Regions from separate parts of the Mus musculus genome. Here regions 1 and 3 are each linked to region 2. The links are chromatin loops, found by intact Hi-C in ENCODE. Cell type or tissue: left cerebral cortex. All regions are shown on one strand. Links, peaks and the distances in the headings refer to the core of each region. The heading gives the core; the rest is flanking DNA. Region 1 overlaps Mga (MAX gene associated). Region 2 holds the start of Tyro3 (TYRO3 protein tyrosine kinase 3). Region 3 holds the start of Itpka (inositol 1,4,5-trisphosphate 3-kinase A).

The links. Hi-C counts contacts between places; a loop is a spot of excess contacts. Peaks named below come from ENCODE experiments on the same cell type or tissue, not always from the same donor. Only the 100,000 strongest peaks of a DNase experiment are listed, where the experiment ranks them.
Region 1: it touches region 2 in a loop (2.3-fold over the local background); 2 of 42 quality-filtered maps call a loop at or near these places.
Region 3: a loop joins it to region 2, with 4 times the contacts of the local background. A loop is called at or near these places in 4 of 42 quality-filtered maps.

What each region holds. Positions count from the first base shown.
Region 1 is chr2:119,914,432-119,920,408 of GRCm38, forward strand. Mga (MAX gene associated) reads left to right here. Exons shown (of 24, transcript NM_013720.2): 3 at 2,000-2,942; 4 at 5,195-5,273; 5 at 5,381-5,476. Among named protein-coding and RNA genes, the nearest start is that of Mga, 20 kb to the left of the region's middle. In left cerebral cortex, for the core only: a CTCF peak has its summit at 3,469 (motif pointing left); no DNase peak of the experiment used is centred there.
Region 2 is chr2:119,795,039-119,801,015 of GRCm38, forward strand. It overlaps Tyro3 (TYRO3 protein tyrosine kinase 3), which reads left to right and starts at 4,476. Exons shown (of 19, transcript NM_019392.2): 1 at 4,476-4,845. The coding sequence starts at 4,752. In left cerebral cortex, for the core only: a CTCF peak has its summit at 3,298; DNase peaks (open chromatin) are centred at 2,435, 3,315, 4,339, 4,724 and 1 more place; H3K4me3 peaks cover 1,583 bases; H3K27ac peaks cover 2,755 bases.
Region 3 is chr2:119,738,291-119,744,267 of GRCm38, forward strand. Itpka (inositol 1,4,5-trisphosphate 3-kinase A) reads left to right here and starts at 4,047. Exons shown (of 7, transcript NM_146125.2): 1 at 4,047-4,571. The coding sequence starts at 4,089. It overlaps Gm25857 (a small nucleolar RNA gene), which reads right to left and starts at 2,666; the gene lies at 2,538-2,666. In left cerebral cortex, for the core only: no CTCF peak of the experiment used is centred there; DNase peaks (open chromatin) are centred at 3,184, 3,364, 3,826, 4,585 and 1 more place; H3K4me3 peaks cover 2,202 bases; H3K27ac peaks cover 2,058 bases.

The sequences.
Region 1 (5,977 bases), core at 724-5,723, 120 kb after region 2:
ATGCTCTAGTAGCATGCACAGAACCTTGGAGTCCATCCCCAGTGCTGCACAAAGCCAGGACTGTTGATGAATGCCTGTGATTAACCTATCATGGAGGCAAGAGAATCTGAAGTCTAGGTTCTTCTTCAGCTGTTAGTCATCTACATTTTAACCAGAGTGGAAAGTTACTCATTGAAGGATTTTTTTAAATAAGTTCTGCAGGAGCAAGTAATTATTGTTCACATAGTTGTGCATATTTAATATATTTGGATTTTATAAAAACAATGTATATTAAGTTAGCAAGTTTTGAAAAAACTAGTGTTTCATTGAGATATATTAGAGTTGGAATTGTATTCTTTTTGAGACAGTAAAGTGGATTTGTGTGGCTTAGTATATGAAACTTAATGTAGATTATTGTTTAAAGTGAGCCTAAAAAGGCACAGGATAGATGATATAGTATGTAGAAAAGCGGCACAGGAAATTTGTACTTTTTTTTTCTTTTTTTTTAGTTTCACAAACCTTTTTTGAATTGTTTTATTTTCACATTTTATTTGGTTGGTTGTTGATGTGTGTGTGTGTGTGTTTGTAGGTCAGAGGACTAATGGGAGTTATTTTTTCTGATCCCAAGGATCAGATCCATTCAAGCTATCAGATTTTAACCTCAGGTACCTTTACCACTGAGCCAACTCAAAGGCCTGATCTTAAATTTCTTGTCTTTGTCTTCACTCTGTATGTGCTGAGATGACCTGTATGTACCATTGTGTTTGATTTATGTGGTACTGAGGATTGACCTAGGGCTCTCTACATGCTGGGCAAGTACTTTATAGACTAAGGAGCATCCCCAAATGTAACCTAGCCTTCTATTTTGGAAATTTGTGGCGAAATCTTTTTTTTCCTCTCTCTCAGAGTCTCACTCTGTAGCCCAGGCTGGCATGGAGCTTGTTATGAAGACCTGGCAGGCCTCACCTCAGGTCCACCTGCCTTTGAGTGCTGGGGTAAAAGACATGTGCCATCACCTCCCTCACTAATGCCATAGCTGCTGTAGCAAATTCTTCGCACTGAAAACATGGTTTTTTTTTTTTGGGGGGGGGCACGGCTAAGAAGGGTGCTGGAATTGAACCTAAGACCTTACACTTATTGGGCAGGCATTCTACTGAGCCACACACTTATTCCTTGAAAGTGAGTTTTTTAATTTGAAAAATTGAAAATGTTTTGGTAGTAACATGAGTACGCTGAGAAGGCTACTCTAATGAATTGGTTAAGATGTTAAGTTTTGTATTAGGTATTTTATCTGAAATACAGAAAAGAACTAGCAGTTTGAAAGCATATTAATTTATTGTAATTCCTAGTTATGATAGACTGCTTGTTTTGGTTTGGTTTCTAGAGACAGGGTTTTTTCTTTGTAGCCCTGGCTGACCTAGAACTCTGCATATAGATCAGGCTGCCCTTGAACTCAGAGATCTATTTCTTTGGGCTGTGATTAAAGGCATACACCACACTGCTCAGCTGTAATAGACACTTTTTTTCCCTCTTATTAGCATTTGATGATGCATAAGTTTTAAGACTTTGATTTTTTTTGGTTGGTTATAGCTGACTTTTAGTTTGGAGTTCTTTATATGTGATCAATATCTAAAGACAAACACATTTTATAAGGCACTCTGCATTTTGATTTAATGATAAGGGTAAACTATTCTTTTCCTGCATTTTATTTATACAAGTGGGGTTAGTTTATGTAGTGTTAGAGATTGAATTTAGGACTTTTGTGTTCTAGGCAAGCAGTATATCAGTTGAGCTACATGCCCAGCCCTGAAACTTGGCTCTTGAATTGTATTTTTTTGTGTGTGAAACATTGATAAACATGTGATGTTGATAATTTACTTTTGAGCACTTTGTTAAGCTATAATTTTTAAGTAATGACTCATGAAATCTGATGGATATATTGATTTTAAGAACTGTTTTTCCTTCTCTGAGTCTTGTTGATAGATAGTTCTGTACTTTTTATTGTTTTCTACCTTTCTAGTCGTATTGTGAACAGTTTTGAAGATGATTCCCAGATTTCCTCACCATCAAACCCGAATGGAAACTTTAATGTCGTCATTAAAGAAGAGCCTCTAGATGATTATGATTATGAACTTGGTGAATGCCCAGAAGGGATAACAGTGAAACAAGAAGAGACAGATGAGGAAACGGATGTATACTCAAACAGCGATGACGATCCTATACTAGAGAAACAACTAAAGAGGCACAATAAAGTTGATAATTTAGAAGCTGACCATCCATCTTATAAATGGCTACCAAATAGCCCAGGTGTTGCTAAAGCTAAAATGTTTAAATTAGATGCTGGGAAAATGCCAGTAGTTTACTTGGAGCCCTGTGCTGTCACGAAAAGCACAGTGAAAATTTCTGAATTGCCTGATAATATGCTCTCCACTTCTCGAAAAGATAAATCTATGTTAGCAGAATTAGAATATTTGCCTGCGTATATTGAAAATTCTGATGGGACTGACTTTTGCTTAAGCAAGGATTCAGAAAATAGTCTCAGAAAACATTCACCAGATCTCAGAATTGTACAAAAATATACTTTACTTAAAGAGCCTAATTGGAAATACCCGGACATACTTGACAACAGTAGCACGGAAAGAATACATGACAGTTCCAAAGGATCAACTGCAGAGTCATTTTCAGGAAAAGAGGACTTAGGCAAAAAGCGAACAACAATGCTTAAAATGGCAATACCATCAAAGACTGTGACTGCTAGTCATAGTGCCTCTCCAAATACTCCTGGGAAAAGAGGAAGACCGAGAAAGTTGAGACTCTCTAAGGCAGGGCGACCACCTAAAAACACAGGGAAATCTTTAACTGCTGCCAAGAATATTCCTGTAGGCCCTGGAAGCACCTTTCCTGATGTGAAACCTGATCTAGAAGATGTGGATGGGGTGCTCTTTGTTTCCTTTGAATCAAAGGTATGGTTGTAATGATCAGCTTTCTTTTTAAGGTCTGCTAATCAGTTTTGAATTGAAAATTGGCTTAAAATTTAGGACCTACTTTTATTAATGTATCTATTTGTGAGTATGTTTGGGGCTATTGAGTGAGTGTTAAACATTTGGTTTAATTAACAGTAATCATCTCTTAAGATACTTGCTTTGAAATAGACTTTAAAGAAATGTACCTTTGTGTAGATCTCATTCTATAATTTGTTCAATGTTTATCTGATTAAAAAAGATTTATGTGTGTCTATGTATGTGAGTGCAGGTGCCAGTGGAGGCCAGAGGTGTCAGGTTGTCCTGGAGCTACTAGAGTTGAAGCTACTTGTGAACTATAAATAACATCAGTGTTAGAAAATTGAGCTTGAGGGCTGGTGAGATGGCCCCGTTGAGAGCACTGGCTGTTCTTCCAGAGGTCATGAGATCAGTTCCCAGCAACCACATGGTGACTCACAACCATTTGTAGGGATATCTGATGCCCTCTTCAGGCAGGCAGATATATTTGCAGCAGAGCACTCATACATTGAATAAATAAAATTTACAAAAAAAAGAAAGGAAAAAAAAAAAAAGAAAGAAAACTGAACTTGAAATTTTTGTTGTTGCAGTCTCCAAAGCTTAACAATACTTGAAAAGTTCACTGAATTTTTTTTCTGAGATAACTTTATCTCTCCTACACTGACTGTTAGTAATAAGTAATAGTAGAGTATTAGAGAACCACTATACTAGCATTATTTTTATTTTGAGATAAGGTCTCTTTATATAACCCTAGCTATATGTGGTCTGTAGATTAGCCTTGAACTCAGGGATCCATCTGCTGTTTCTTCTAAGAGCTGGGCTAAAGGCATATGCCACCATGCCCAGCTAAGTACTAGCCTAGCATTGTTATCCAGGGATAGTTTTTGGTTTGTGCTCCACTGATTCCACATGCATATTACTTTTCATGCAGATGTTTTTTTAAGGAATCTAACTTTTCTAAGTTGACTGTAGATGTTGGGTGTGTCTTTTTTTCTCTGCTATGAGAAAGCTTCTTTATATAAGACAAGAGTGTGCAGGTTGTGTGTAAATATAGTTTAATGTTGGTTGAGTATAAGATTCTATTCATGTTTAGGTTGTTTGTCTTTTGAGATATTCTCATTGTATGCCCAGGATGGCCTTAAACTTTGAATTCTCCTGTCTCAGCTTGCCAAGTGCTGAGATAACAGGTGTGTGCCACTGTGATCAGTTGGGCTTTTGCTTTTGTCTTGTCCTGCTGCTGGTGGTGGTGGTGGTGGTGCTGCTGCTGCTGCTGGTGGTAGTGGTGGTGGTGGTAGTGGTGTTTCTTTCTCCTTTTCCTCCCTTTCCTCTTGCTTTTCTTTTTTTCCTCCTCTTCATCTTCCCTCTCTGACCCCCCTATTCCCACCCCCACCCCTGTGTTTGTAGCAAGAATTGGGACAATAGCACTGGAGATCGAATCCAGGGTCTTGTATAATAATAATAAGGCAAGTGTTCTACCACTAGACTACCTTTCTTATTTAGACTCTGATGATTAAAGTAATTGAATGCAACTGTAGGAAATAATAAAATGTACATGTGGTGATGCACTCCTGCAAATTGTAGCACTTAGGAGGCTGAGAGGATGCATGATCAGGAAATGACTGCCACTCCCAGCTTCTTAGTGAGTTGGAGGCCAGCTTGTGAAACAGTGCCAACAAAACAAAAGACAAGAACCCCCTCAAAAGTATGAGAACAATTACTCCTATTCTGTGAATTTGGAGCAATTGCTAAAACATGGTATTTTATACTCTTACTCCTATATTATTAATTTAAAAATATTCTTTATATGAGTGGCAGATGTATGCATATCCTTGGGTGTCAGTGTGTATACCTATGTGAGTGTGTGCAGAGGCTAGAGATTGGAACTTCCTTCTTTGTTCACTCAGTCTAATTCTTTGAGACAGGGTATCTTCACTGAACTTGGAGCTCACTGATTGCTTAGGCTAACCAGTGGATTTCAGAGAGTCTCCTCCTTCATCCTAACCACCACCAGGAGTTACAGAAAAGTGATACGATACCTAGCTTTTACATGGATACTGGGGATAAACCAGCTTCTCATGATCAGACAGCATGCCCTGTAGCTACTGAGCATGCTCTCCAGCCACTCGTCATTGTCATCCTTTTTTTTTCTTTTAAAAATTGAATTTCCTTTGAAAATTTTAGAAGCAACATAACTGGGTTTTATTTTTAATGTATAGGAGGCTCTTGATATTCATGCAGTTGATGGGACAACAGAAGAACCTTCTAGTCTTCAGACCACAACCACAAATGATTCAGGTATTGTCTAACAGTATAAATTTAGATGTATTTGCTGTTGGGCCTATATAGCATGGAATATCCTCTCTGATGTACATTATTTTATTTCATCACTGTTTTGTGAGTAGGTTGCAGAACAAGAATTTCCCAGTTGGAAAAGGAATTAATAGAAGATTTGAAGTCTTTGAGGCATAAGCAGGTGATACATCCTGCTCTTCAAGAAGGTACTAGTTTCAAAATGTGGAAAAGCCCATTTGTCTTTTGTACATTTTGTCTTCCCCTTTTCTTTCCTACCTCTTTTTGCTTATTTCTCCCTTTATTTTCTCTTTCAATTAGCAGTTTTTTATTTTTTCCACTTCTAAAGTTCTTTTCAATTTTAAAAACACATCTAGGTCTTTTTTTGTTTGCTTTTCGAGACAGACAGGGTTTCGACAGCTGTAGCCCTGGTCATTCTGTACACCAGGCTGGTGGCCTCGAACTCAGAAATCTGCCTGCCTCTGCCTCCCACGCACTGGGATTAAAGGTGTGCACCACCAAATAATATATTTAAGGATACACACACTTTTCTTGGGGCTGAAGAGATGGCTTAGTAGATGAAGTTTGCTTGATGTGAAGTATATGAGTATCTTACTTTGATCCCCAGCACACATAAAAATGCTAGGTAGAGCAGTACATGCCTGCAGTCTTGGTGCTTGGAAAAACCAAATTAGGATGTTCTAGGTTCA
Region 2 (5,977 bases), core at 550-5,549:
CATTTTCTTCTTCTTCTTCTTCTTCTTCTTCTTCTTCTTCTTCTTCTTCTTCTTCTTCTTCTTCTTCTTCTTCTTCTTCCTTCTTCTTCTTCTTCTTCTTCTTCTTCCTTCTTCTTCTTCTTCTTCTTCTTCTTCTTCTTCTTCTTCTTCTTCTTCTTCTTCTTCTTCTTCTTCTTCTTCTTCTTCTTCTTCTTTCTTGTTTCTCTGTATAGCCCCGGCTGTCCTGGAACTCACTCTGTAGACCAGGCTGGCTTCAAATTCAGAAATCCACCTGCTTCAGCCTCCCGAGTGCTGGGATTAAAGGCGTGGGCCACCACCGCCGGGTGAACATATTCTTCTGATGTCCACATACAGGCTGTGTCACATGAGCCCCTCCACAAGAACCGCTCCCTGCCATGCTACACAAGTACACATTAATTTTTTTAAAAAGAAGACAAATACGACACACATATACATTCTAACATACAATTCTTCCCCTCAAGGGTTCTCCTCCCCGGTTGAACTTGTTTTCAAAACATTTATTTATATTCTTTTTATATGTGAGTGTTTTCCTGCTTGTATGAGCATCACATGCATGCTTGGTGCCTGTACTGGTTAGTTTTGTGTCAACTTGGCACAGCTGGAGTTATCACAGAGAAAGGAGCTTCAGTTGAGGAAATGCCTCCATGAGATACAACTGTAAGGCATTTTCTCAATTAGTGATCAAGGGGGAAAGGCCCCTTGTAGGTGGGACCATCTCTGGGCTGGTAGTCTTGGTTCTATAAGAGAGCAGGCTGAGCAAGCCAGGGGAGGCAAGCCAGTAAAGAACATCCCTCCATGGCCTCTGCATTAGCTCCTGCTTTCAGACCTGCTTGAGTTCCAGTCCTGACTTCCTTGGTGATGAACAGCAGCATGGAAGTGTAAGCCAAATAAACCCTTTCTTCCCCAACTTGCTTCTTGGTCATGATGTTTGTGCAGGAATAGAAACCCTGACTAAGACAGTGCCCAAGGAGGCAAGAAGAAGCTGTTGGGTCCACAGCAGACTATGAGTTGCCTGTGGATGCTGGGAACCTGGGCCTCTGCAAGTACTCCTTTTAAAAAAATTTTTTATTATTTATTTTTATTCTATGTACATTGGCTGCATGTGTGTCTGTGGGAGGGTGCCAGATCCCCTGGAACAGATGTTACAGACAGTTGTGAGCCACTATGTGGTTGCTGGGATTTGAACTCAGGACCTCCAGAAGGGCAGTCAGTGCTCTTAACCACTGAGCCATCTTTCCAGCCCACAAGTGTTCTTAACACTGAGTCATCTCTCTTTTTTTCCACGTTTGGACCTAACCCCTTTCAGAAAGCCCAAATATGTACCCTCTCTCTTTTTATTTCTAAATCTGTTCTGGGGAGAAGTCTGATTATTTGAGGCTTCCCCCAAGGTTGTTAGGGAACGTCTAGTCGCCTTTGGGAATATACCTTTCTGCTTCATTTTCTGTGGGGCAAGGAGTGGCATGATCTCCTGCTTAGCATTTGGTAGGCATAGCAACAGTTTCTAGCACACTTGAAGTTCAACTATAGGCATTATTTTCCCTATGAAGCCCCCAAAGCAACAACATTTGCCTATAAGAAGATAAGGACCATAGTCTATGATCTTCCTCACCCCTTGAGTGGGACCTGCCAACCCTCATGAGCCAGTGGTTTGGGGAAGAACGGGTACTTGGGTCAGGGTGTCGTGCCCCATAGCTCACCTTGCTTCCTCTTCCTTGTGGGGAGAGCGGCCTCAAATCTAAAGAAGCTGAAATAGCTGTTTCTTGGGATGCTGGAAATGGCATCAGGTGTCCTGCTTCTGTGAGCAGTCATGTGTGTAAGGGTGTTGTCTGCACATATGTGTGTCATGTCATGTGTGTGCCTGGTGCCTGACGAGGTCAGATGTGGATGTTAGATCCCCTGAAACTAGAGTTATAGATTGTTGTGAACTATCACGTGGGATCTGGAAATCAAAGGAGGGAGTCTACTGCAAGAGCAACAGTGCACCTAACCATTGAGCCATTTCTCTAGTCCCAATTTTTACCATTTAACAGAGTAAGGAGATGCTATGGTCTAACTTTGACCTGTCCACAATATGAGTCTGCCACTAGCCCCTCCTTTCACAGCATGTCTTTAGCCATACAATAGCATGTTCCTCCCCTGAGATAGATAGAGCTGGCTCTGGTTCCGTCTGGAGGACAGGAACTCCAGGGACAGCTGCTTCTCTGTTAGGTCAGCTAACATTTCCTGCTGATCTGATTACCTTCCCTCCAAGCAATGCATTTACAGAAGGAAGGGAACTTTTGCAGGCATGCATTTGCACAGGCAGCCATCCTCCTCCAGTCACACACACACACAGACATACACACAAGAACACACTTTCTTCCCATCCACCCACAGAGCGTCAGTCACATTTAGAATTTGCACAAATGCACACCCTCCCTCATACATCACAATGCACACCCTCTCACCCACCTACACATCTCTTCCACAAAAATCACACCTGCTCACATACCCTAGAAGCACATTCCTATGCTATGCCGAGAGAGGAGAGAGGAGAGAGGAGAGAGAGAGAGAGAGAGAGAGAGAGAGAGAGAGAGAGAGAGAGAGAGAGGCGCTGAGTGGGTTTAAGAACTAAGAAACGAACCACTCCTGTATAGCAGATAAAAAGGCAAGGCAGATCAGCACCCCACAGGTTTCTGCCTGCCACTTTGGCCCTGTAAGTAGAAATACTGAGAGCCAGGGCGGATACTGAAATGAAATTAGGAAGATAACATGGAACCAGGATGTCCTTCGGGGAAAGTGAGGTGGGATTTCCCTTCAGGGAAAGCAGACATATTTTCTAGCAGGATGGTGATGTGTCTCAGGCTTAGTTAGAATGCGGAAAGCCACCTCCATGACTTGCCTAAGGAGCCAGTTTAACTGATAACAAAGTATAAACCCTTGGGCTAGAATTCCATATCAGCTCAGGAGTGAAGAACAGGAAGTAGAAGCTGTGTTTGGTCTCTAGATTGAACATCTTCCGGGAATACTCTGTGCCAGGTTAATTGAAATAAAGAGAAGGGTCCCCTTTACTGGAGACAGCGTAGAACAGTTCTGGCTTCCGTTCCAGACTGTCTGACACTCAAAATTCCAAAGCTCTGGAAAAGAGCAAGCTTGTGTGCTTTTCTTTTCTTTTTTCCCCCTTCAGGAAAGCGTCCTGGAGCCATCCTAGAGTTCCCAAGAAAATTGGCAGAGCGCTCAGCAGGAAGTCAGGCCCCTCCGATCCAACTGTTGACCAGACTTGCCAAGAGTCTTCCTATCCTGCCGCCTGGGGGCGCCCCCAGCTGGGTCTGCGGCTGCCGCCAGCACTGCTGTTATCATTAAGATAATTAATAAACAAGCACTGGTGGGCCAAGTGGAGGAAGAGGGAGGCTCCTGCTGCTCAGGAGAATCCCTGGAAAGATCCAGTGAGTATGGGACGTCTCACTGGCTAGTTCTTTCTCCCCATCCAGGACCCCTGGAAAGCGCCTGTTGTGGGTTGTCCTCCAGGGGCCAAGAAGAGGTGAGGACAAGAGGAGGACTTGGCAGGTGCGATTTGGAACCAGCTCTGCATCTTCCTGACAGGATGTCTGTGGGCAGGCCACCTCCAGTGATTACTGGTTGTGGAGCAGGCAATTATTCATTCTTTTAACAAGGATCTGCCTATTTATTTATGGAGTGCCTACTGTGCGCAAGGTGGTCTACTAATAATAGCAGATGTTTCACTAGCTAGTATGAAGACAATGCCAATGTTCACACTATGTCCCAGAAGTGGAGGGGTGGAAAGAGGAAGCAAGAAAGAAGAATGATACCCTCGAAAATCACGGTGATTTTGCTTTGGCCTTCGTAGGCTAGCAGTGGGGATGGACACCTAAGAATTACGAAACAGATCTTGGAAAACTCTAGATGGACGACAAACTGGAAAACACTCTGGGAAGATGGGCTGGGGAGAATGGTCTTTCGATAGGAGAATACTTGGCGATTAAAGGTAGGCTACAAAGATCGAAAAAGAAAAAAAAAACTGGGTGAAAAGCTCAAGCAAAGAGGTACAGGGATGCTAGTAGTTTCTCGGGGAGCTGTTCCAGCCGTCTTGGGGACACCTGAGGGTTGCTGTGTCTAGTAGGTGCTTTGTGTTCTGAGAGGGCTGTGTCGGAGTCTGAGGTCAGGATTTAGAACAGTGTTGGGGTGTGGCAGGAGCTTCCAAGAGGGGTTCTGAGGAGAGGATGGGGTGCCCCGCTGGAGACTGGAAAGTATTTGGGGAAGGAGGGGCGTGGCCGGGTGCCTGTCCAGGGAGCGAGGCAGGTCCTCCGCAGCGGCAGCGGAGTGGCCAGGGCGCGGGTCCCGCTGCGCCTTCTGGAGGTGGGCGGGAGGTCGGGCGGTAAGGGCTGAGGTTAGCGCTCGGCTCTCGCCACCGGGGCTGCGCGGGGGAGGGGGAGGGCGGCACGAGCTCCGCGGAGGGCGGGCGGGCGGGCCGGGAGGAGGCGGCGGCTCGCAGAAGAACATGAATCAGCGGCGGCGGCGGCGGCGGCTGTGGAAGGAGCGCGGTGGCCCAGCCGCAGCCCCGGGGACTCCTCGCTGCTGACGGCGGTGGCCGCGGCTCTAGGCGGCCGCGGGTCCGGGACGCCCGGGCCGAGCGCCGCCCCCCGCCCCTCCCGCGGGCCTCCCGCCCCTCCTCCGCCACCCTCCTCTCTGCGCTCGCGGGCCGGGCCCGGCATGGTGCGGCGTCGCCGCCGATGGCGCTGAGGCGGAGCATGGGGTGGCCGGGGCTCCGGCCGCTGCTGCTGGCGGGACTGGCTTCTCTGCTGCTCCCCGGGTCTGCGGCCGCAGGTAGGGGTGGCCCGGGAGGCGGCGGGAAGCGGGGGGCTGCTGAGCCGCACGACTGAGGGGCGCAGCCCGGGGACGGCAGCGGGCGAGACCCGGGCCTGGGCCGGCCAGAGGTTGGGGTCGGTGGCCGGGGCTGGAAGGCCGAGACTAGGACGCAGCGGGTGTTGGCTGCCAGACCTCCGGCCGCGGCCCCCGCCCCCAACTTTCTCGCGCCCGGGGCTGGCTGGGTGCAAAGGAAGGGAGTGGGGGGTGTGGGCAGTCGGGGGTGCTTAGGACTGTATTTTCCCGCCTCTATGTTCCTAGTAGTCTGCTCCCTTTTCCCCAGTCCTAAGGACCCATTCTGCCTTCCGCACACCCCCGAGGTCCCACTTTGAAACTACAGGATCTGGGTTTGAGCACCCAGGGTTGTGAAGGTGCTGGATTCTAAAATACCTCTGCCCGTACTCTAGTTCCTGTGGCCCTTGGCGCTCCCGGAAACCCGAATGTTGAGTAGCTTGGGTTGGGTGAAGGTTACTGCTTCTTGTGAAGATTAGCTTTACGTTGCCACACAGCCACAGAGGCATTTCCCCGAGGCAGGAGGGCAGCACCTTTGCCTTCAAGTTCACACGCACACATCAGGGTGCAGAGGGGTGTGAAGCTATGTCTCCTTGTCCTGTGAGGGTGAGTGGGAAGGGTAGAGAGACAGGCGCCCCCCCCCTCCCCCGGCAGCAGCCATCCAACAAGCATTTCTTAAAAACTGAGTTCTTTGCCACATTAGCCTTGAAAGGAAAGGAAGCTAAAGAGTGGAAAGTATATGCAGGCTCCGAGGTGCGTATCAGATGCTCAGAGAGCCCAGGAATTTACCTAGGGTTACACAGTAAGGAGCAGAAAGAACAGGTCTGGATTTCCTTTATGCAGATTCTTCACCTGCCCATCTGTTTAATACATGCCAGGAGGGTGTGTGTGTGTGGGCGTGTGTTTGTGTGTGTCTACCCTTGCCTGAAGAGGGTAAGATTTTAATAAGTGGGCCCTGTTGATGCCACAGTAGCTCCGGGGTCTTGGGGCTTCTGCTTAGGGCCCCACCCCTCCCTTCTGCCTCCCGTCTTCCTAGCACCCGCCCCAGCACACATTCAGGTATTAATAGAGCAGGCGGCTG
Region 3 (5,977 bases), core at 402-5,401, 57 kb before region 2:
CCATTGCCAACAGTGAAGGAAGTCCTGTAGCATCCTATAGTCAATTTTCTGACAGCTCCTGTTCGGTTTTCTTCCATTAAAATGTGAGATAATAGTCACCTCAGGAACAGAGCCATTTGTTCTTATTTCCTTTGCAACTAGCACAATGGCTGGTTCTCTTGTTCATTGCAACTACTCAATAGATATTTGCTCAGTGAGTGAATCAAGATATTCCCACAAAACACTGGAGTCTTACTTTCAGCACATCGCTTAGAAGGACCAAGCTCCCTCGGGCATGTGTTACTAGAATGAAATTTTGTACTAGTCCCACCAGAGGAAAATGATATCCTAATCCCTCCCCTGTAACACTGAACTAGTTCCACTGAGGAGGACCTGGAGTCTCAGAGTAATGAGTCCCTCATTCAAGAGTGCATGCTGTCCTGCCCTCTCTCTCCCTCTGTCTGTCTTGCAGAACTTCAGAGGAGCTGGAGAGATGGCTCAGCAGTGAGAGTCCTCTAAGGAGGACATAGGTTTGATCATCAGCACCCACAAGGCAGCTCACAACTGTCTGGAACTCCAACCCCAGGGGAGCCGACACCCTCTTCTGACCTCTGTGAACACTGGGGATTCCCATGTGGTACACAGATAGGCAAGCAAGCTAAAGACCAATACACACAAAATAAAGGGTTTTGTTTTGTTTTGTTTTGTTTTTTAATTTAAAGAAGCTTTTAGAAACTGCACAGGACCAGATAGACGTGGGGGTAGTGAGCAGTAATTTTGCTTCAGCACCTGGAGTGGAGGCAGAGGATAGAGATAAATTGAGCACATGGGGGCGGCGGGGGGGGGGGGGACACGGACACGCACACATGCACACACACGTGCACACACATGCACACACGAACACAAATGTACAAGCACACACACTCACATGCACACATGCATGTGCACACATGCACTAATGCATACACACAGACACAGACACACATTCACATGCACAAACACACAAGCAGGTGCACACACACACACACACACACACACACACACACACACACACACACACACACACACACGCATGCACCCCTTACTTTGCTCTTTCTATTTCCAGGCCTCTCCTTCCCTATATTTTTGTCCCATGGCTGTTGACCTCCAGGAGAGACATAACCCTCACACATACTGAGTCCAGGTGGCTAAGCAACAGGGAAAGGACTCAGGCACCTTAGTATTTGAAGGTATAGGAGGACTAACCCATGAGATGCCTCAAGAAAACAGGTTGAAAGCTGGTTGTGGTGGCACATGATTGTGAGCCCAGCGCTCAGGAGGTTGAAAGTCAGCCAGGGCTGTCAAGATGGCTCAGTGGTTAAGAATGGTTAAGACTGCTCTTCCAGAGGTCCTGAGTTCAATCCCCAGCAACCACATGGTGGCTCACAACCATCTAAAATGAGATCAGATGGCCTCTCCTGGTGTGTCTGAAAACAGCTACTTTGTACTTACATAAAATAAATAAATAAATAAATCTTTAAAAGAAAAAAGAAAGTCAGCCTAGGCCACATATCTGGACTCTGTCTCAAAAACCAGATACTTTGTTTCCTATGACAGTTAGCTGGTCTGTGGCCAAAGCAGAATGACTCGGTGGCCTAGCTCAGAACAATCCCTCAAGGACCCCCCAAAACCTTGACATAGTCCTCTATGCCCCAGCTCTATGCCCCTTGTTCCCTTCCAGACCTTTTGTTTCTCAGCACACAGGAGGCCACCACCCCACACACTCCATAAACTGATTTCCTTCACATCCCTTCTACTCAAGCAACAAGAAGTGGAGGAAGCTGGGTATGTTAGCTTACATCTGAGGCCCTGGTATTGGGAGGCTGAGGCAGGAGGATTACTAGACTTGGAGGCTTACTATTTATTAGTTTATTATGACCTATCCAGGCCTTGCCTCAGTATGGAAGTTCCCTCTGTTTTCTGCCTGTCCTTATTCATCTAACAAAATCCACCTAGACAGCACATACTGTTGTTATTGTTGAGAAACGGTTTCATGTAGCCCAGGCTGGCCAGCTTATAACTATGGATGGATGGCTTGAATCCCTGATCCTTCTCCTTCTGCCTAATAGAAGGTAGCATAGACATTCTCTGTGGCCCACAGCAACATTCTTTGGTTCCTGCTAAACTTGGGTGAGGACGTGATACAAGAAAAATAATTGTTCTGGGATTTCTCTCAGCTGCTAGGCTAGACCTTCAGCCTACTAGTCCAGCATTGTCCACACACTGCCTGGCACACAGGTACCCAGTAACATGCTCCCTCCTCCCTCTTCCTATTTTCCTCTGTCAGGTCCCAGTCTACCCTCTGAGATTCCCTGCTACAAGCTGGCATAGCTCTGGGCTCAAACACTCAGACATGCACACCTCTGCCCCAGAAAACGTTTCCAGGAGTCCATGCTGTTTCTTCACTTCTCCAAGGAGGAAGCAAGTGTTCAGACTGTGGTTTCCTTTCTCTTTTGCTTTCATTCCTCCCACACACCTCCTCCTCCTCCTCCTTTTTTTTTTTTTTTTTTAATTCCAAAATCTATACAGAAGCTGAGTGGCAGCTGCAGGCACTGTGATGACCTGGGCTGTCAAAGCCTCCCCATTACTCTGGCATGCAGTTGGAGATCCCATGGCTACAAGCAGCCACCGCCCCTGGAAACACCCCCCCCCAACTTCTCCCTTTATCAGTCAGTCATCTAGAGATCTTCTCTCTTTGCGAAAGGTTCTCCTCCTCCCTCTTAACTTCTGGCTGAAGAGAGAAAAGGCAAGTCTCATACTTAACCCTGGGCTTGCCCCAGCAATCCCAGGGTTGTTGTTCTAGGTGTTCCATGACAGGACCCTCAATTCTTTTAGGGGAAGGCAGACAAGTCTGGCTTCTGCTCACAGTAGCCTTGAAGTTCAGCTGAGCACCTGCAAGCAGAGGCCAGAGACCCATTCAGAGATGACAAGAAGGATTTCCAGTGTCTGAACTTCTACATCGGTGTTCTCTTTTCAGTATGCAGCCATAACTCTAGGCCGTGTGAAGTTTTTCTTCTGTTTACAGATAGGGAGATGGATAGAAGGAGTGAGCCAAGATAGGGTGGCCCGAGACACTGGCTGTCTATTACAACACTAAAAAACACTCGCATTTTTGGAGCACCAAGACTTTTTCGTTCCTTTCATGCTGGGCATGGAATCCAGTTCTAGTCGCGTACTACGCAAGTGCTCTACCGCTGAGCTACGCACTCAACACCCATCTCTAAAATTTTACTCTCAGAGCAACCCTGCAGCTCCGCGACGAAGGAGATTCAGCAGTTCAGAGAGGCGAAAGGACTCCTTTTGAAACCACAAAGCTCCAAAGGGGCAGGAGGGGGAGGAGGAGAAGAAACAGCTAGTGGGGGGCTGGAGAGGGGCGGTGGAAATGCAGGCCACCACCGGCTGTGATACTTGGAGAGAGTCAGACTCCGCCTCTTGACCTTGTTCTCTGCCCGCTGGGAAGTGGAGAGCTTCGAGGGGTGGGGGTGGGGAGCAGTCTCAGCTCGACCCTGGCCACAGACTCTAGTTGGGCACACTCCTTGAGGTGTGGCTTCCTTGGGTGGCTGACGGCCTTGAACTCCGAATTAAGGGGCCCAGGCCAGAGAAAAGCCCCAGAGACTCAAAAGACTTTGACCAGGAAGGTTGGAACACGGAAAGGAGCCCGAGGAAGCGAGTGAAAGAATGGGCACAGCTTCTTCCTGTGCAGATTAAGACCTCTGGTTCCCATTGAAGGAATCCCTCAAAAGCCGCGGGAGGGCACTGGGCTCAGGTGCGGGGCAGGTCCCTTCTGCCACCTTGAGGGCAGGTCTAGAGATAAGGCGGGGGCCGGACCTGGGACTTCCACGTTACACTCGGGACACTGCAAGCCTCCTGCAGCAGCGAGGGCCCCCGGAGGCCCGCGCTTTCTCAGAAAGTGAAAGGAGTGGGCGGGGGGCGCGGCCGGGGCGGGGCGCGGCCGGGCGGGCGTTGCCGAGGCTCCGCCCCGGGGCAGTCCCAAGCCCGGGGCGCTGAGCGTCTACAGTCCCCGCCGCGCCGCGGGCTGGTGGGCTCGGCTGCGGCTCCGGTGCCGGGAGATGACCCTGCCCGGGCGCCCGACGGGCATGGCGCGGCCACGGGGCGCGGGGCCCTGCAGCCCCGGGCTGGAGAGGGCTCCGCGCCGGAGCGTCGGGGAGCTGCGCCTGCTCTTCGAAGCGCGCTGCGCCGCAGTCGCCGCTGCAGCAGCCGCAGGGGAGCCCCGGGCCCGCGGGGCCAAGCGGCGTGGGGGACAAGTGCCCAACGGGCTCCCGCGTGCTGCCCCTGCCCCGGTGATCCCTCAGCTCACTGTGACAAGCGAGGAGGATGTGACCCCGGCCAGCCCAGGGCCGCCAGACCAGGAGGGGAACTGGCTCCCAGCTGCGGGGTCGCACCTGCAGCAGCCACGCCGCCTCTCCACCTCGTCCCTCTCCTCCACCGGCTCCTCGTCGCTGCTCGAGGACTCGGAGGACGATCTGCTGAGCGACAGTGAGAGCAGGAGCCGCGGCAACGTGCAGCTGGAAACCAGCGAGGACGTGGGGCAGGTACGGGCCGCGGGGGCGGGGCCAGCGGGGGCTGCGCGCCGGGGACTCCGCTCTCTGCTCTGCTCTGACCGGCTTGCGTTCCCCGCCGAGAGCCCAAGCGGGGGACAGGGGGCATGGGGGCGGAGAGGGAGCCCAGGACGACCTCTCGCCTTGGTTCTTTTTCGGGGGCTAGGCAGGCGATGGTAACTGAGTGCCTGGGCGTCTAAAGGAGGTTGAGGAGTACGCGACCCACGGAGCGGGAGCCGGCGGGTCGGCTGGCGTACCTGGGTAACTGTCAGGTAGGGCTGGAGAGATCAGAGCGGGGTAGCCTTGCCCCGGGAGCCCTGAGAGAAAAAGGGGCGCGTGAGCTTTTCCCTCTCCTCCCCCTCTCGGTGCCGCGGCCCCACCCCCGCCGTTGCCACGGTTTCCCTCTCTTGAGTGGGAGTGGAGCGGAGCTCCTGGCTCTGCTCCGGAGCCGCTGCCGTCTGCTCCCCGCGCGCGCACGAGGCGTGGATGCGGGAAGGGAGGGGCGCAGGGCTAGAACCGAGCGGAACCAAGATCCACCTGCTGCGTCCCCCCTCCTCGCCCTGGCCTACTGCTCCTAAGTGTCCTGGGAAAGGTAAACTGAGGCTGACAAGAGCTTGCTAGTCTCTGTATGGCAATGTGAATGTTCCCGGGCCAATTTAACCGGCAGCTATCACCAGCCAGTGTGAGGTGAAGTCATTATTCGTGGTATGGCCCTCCTTGACTGGAGGTTGAACTCAGGGCCTCAAACACAGTAGGCAAGCACAACCACCACTGAGCTACATCCTAGCCCTCTTTTCTTGACACTAAATTGCCAAGTTACAGTGAAACACAGTCTATAGCCTATTCGGGCCTTGAACCTGCGATCCTCTTGTGTCAGTAATCTCCCTTGTTTTAACCATGGCCAGATAACTAAACTAACTGCCTGTGGACTGTGCAGCGTTGCTCTAGATGCATTTTACGCAAGCGTTCCTCGAGTGGAAAGAGAGAGAGAAAAAAACCGGGAACGCCCCGCTCTGCCCTGAAGGCCGCGTCCTGGCGACTTCGAGAGTAAGACGCGCGCCCAGGTTGCCTAGACACCTTGAGAAGAGCGCCGAGGTGTGGCCTGGGCCTTCTGGAACCTGGCATCCCTGCACACTAGGATTGGACCGAGGGAGGCAGTGTAACGACTCGAAGTGGCACTGTGACTCAGAGACTTGCAATACAAAAGAGAAAAGAGGGTGGGGGACTCACAGCAAGGATGTCGTCCCCCCACTTCCCGTCATCAGGTGTAGGTGCGGGGGCTCAGTCACGAGTCCTCTGTGCCTTTCGTCCTGACACCGTACGATCCGGTACGGTGGTCGTTCTTGGGGCGACTCTAGACTAGGTACTGAGGCGAATGTCGCCGAGGCCGAGGCTTCCCC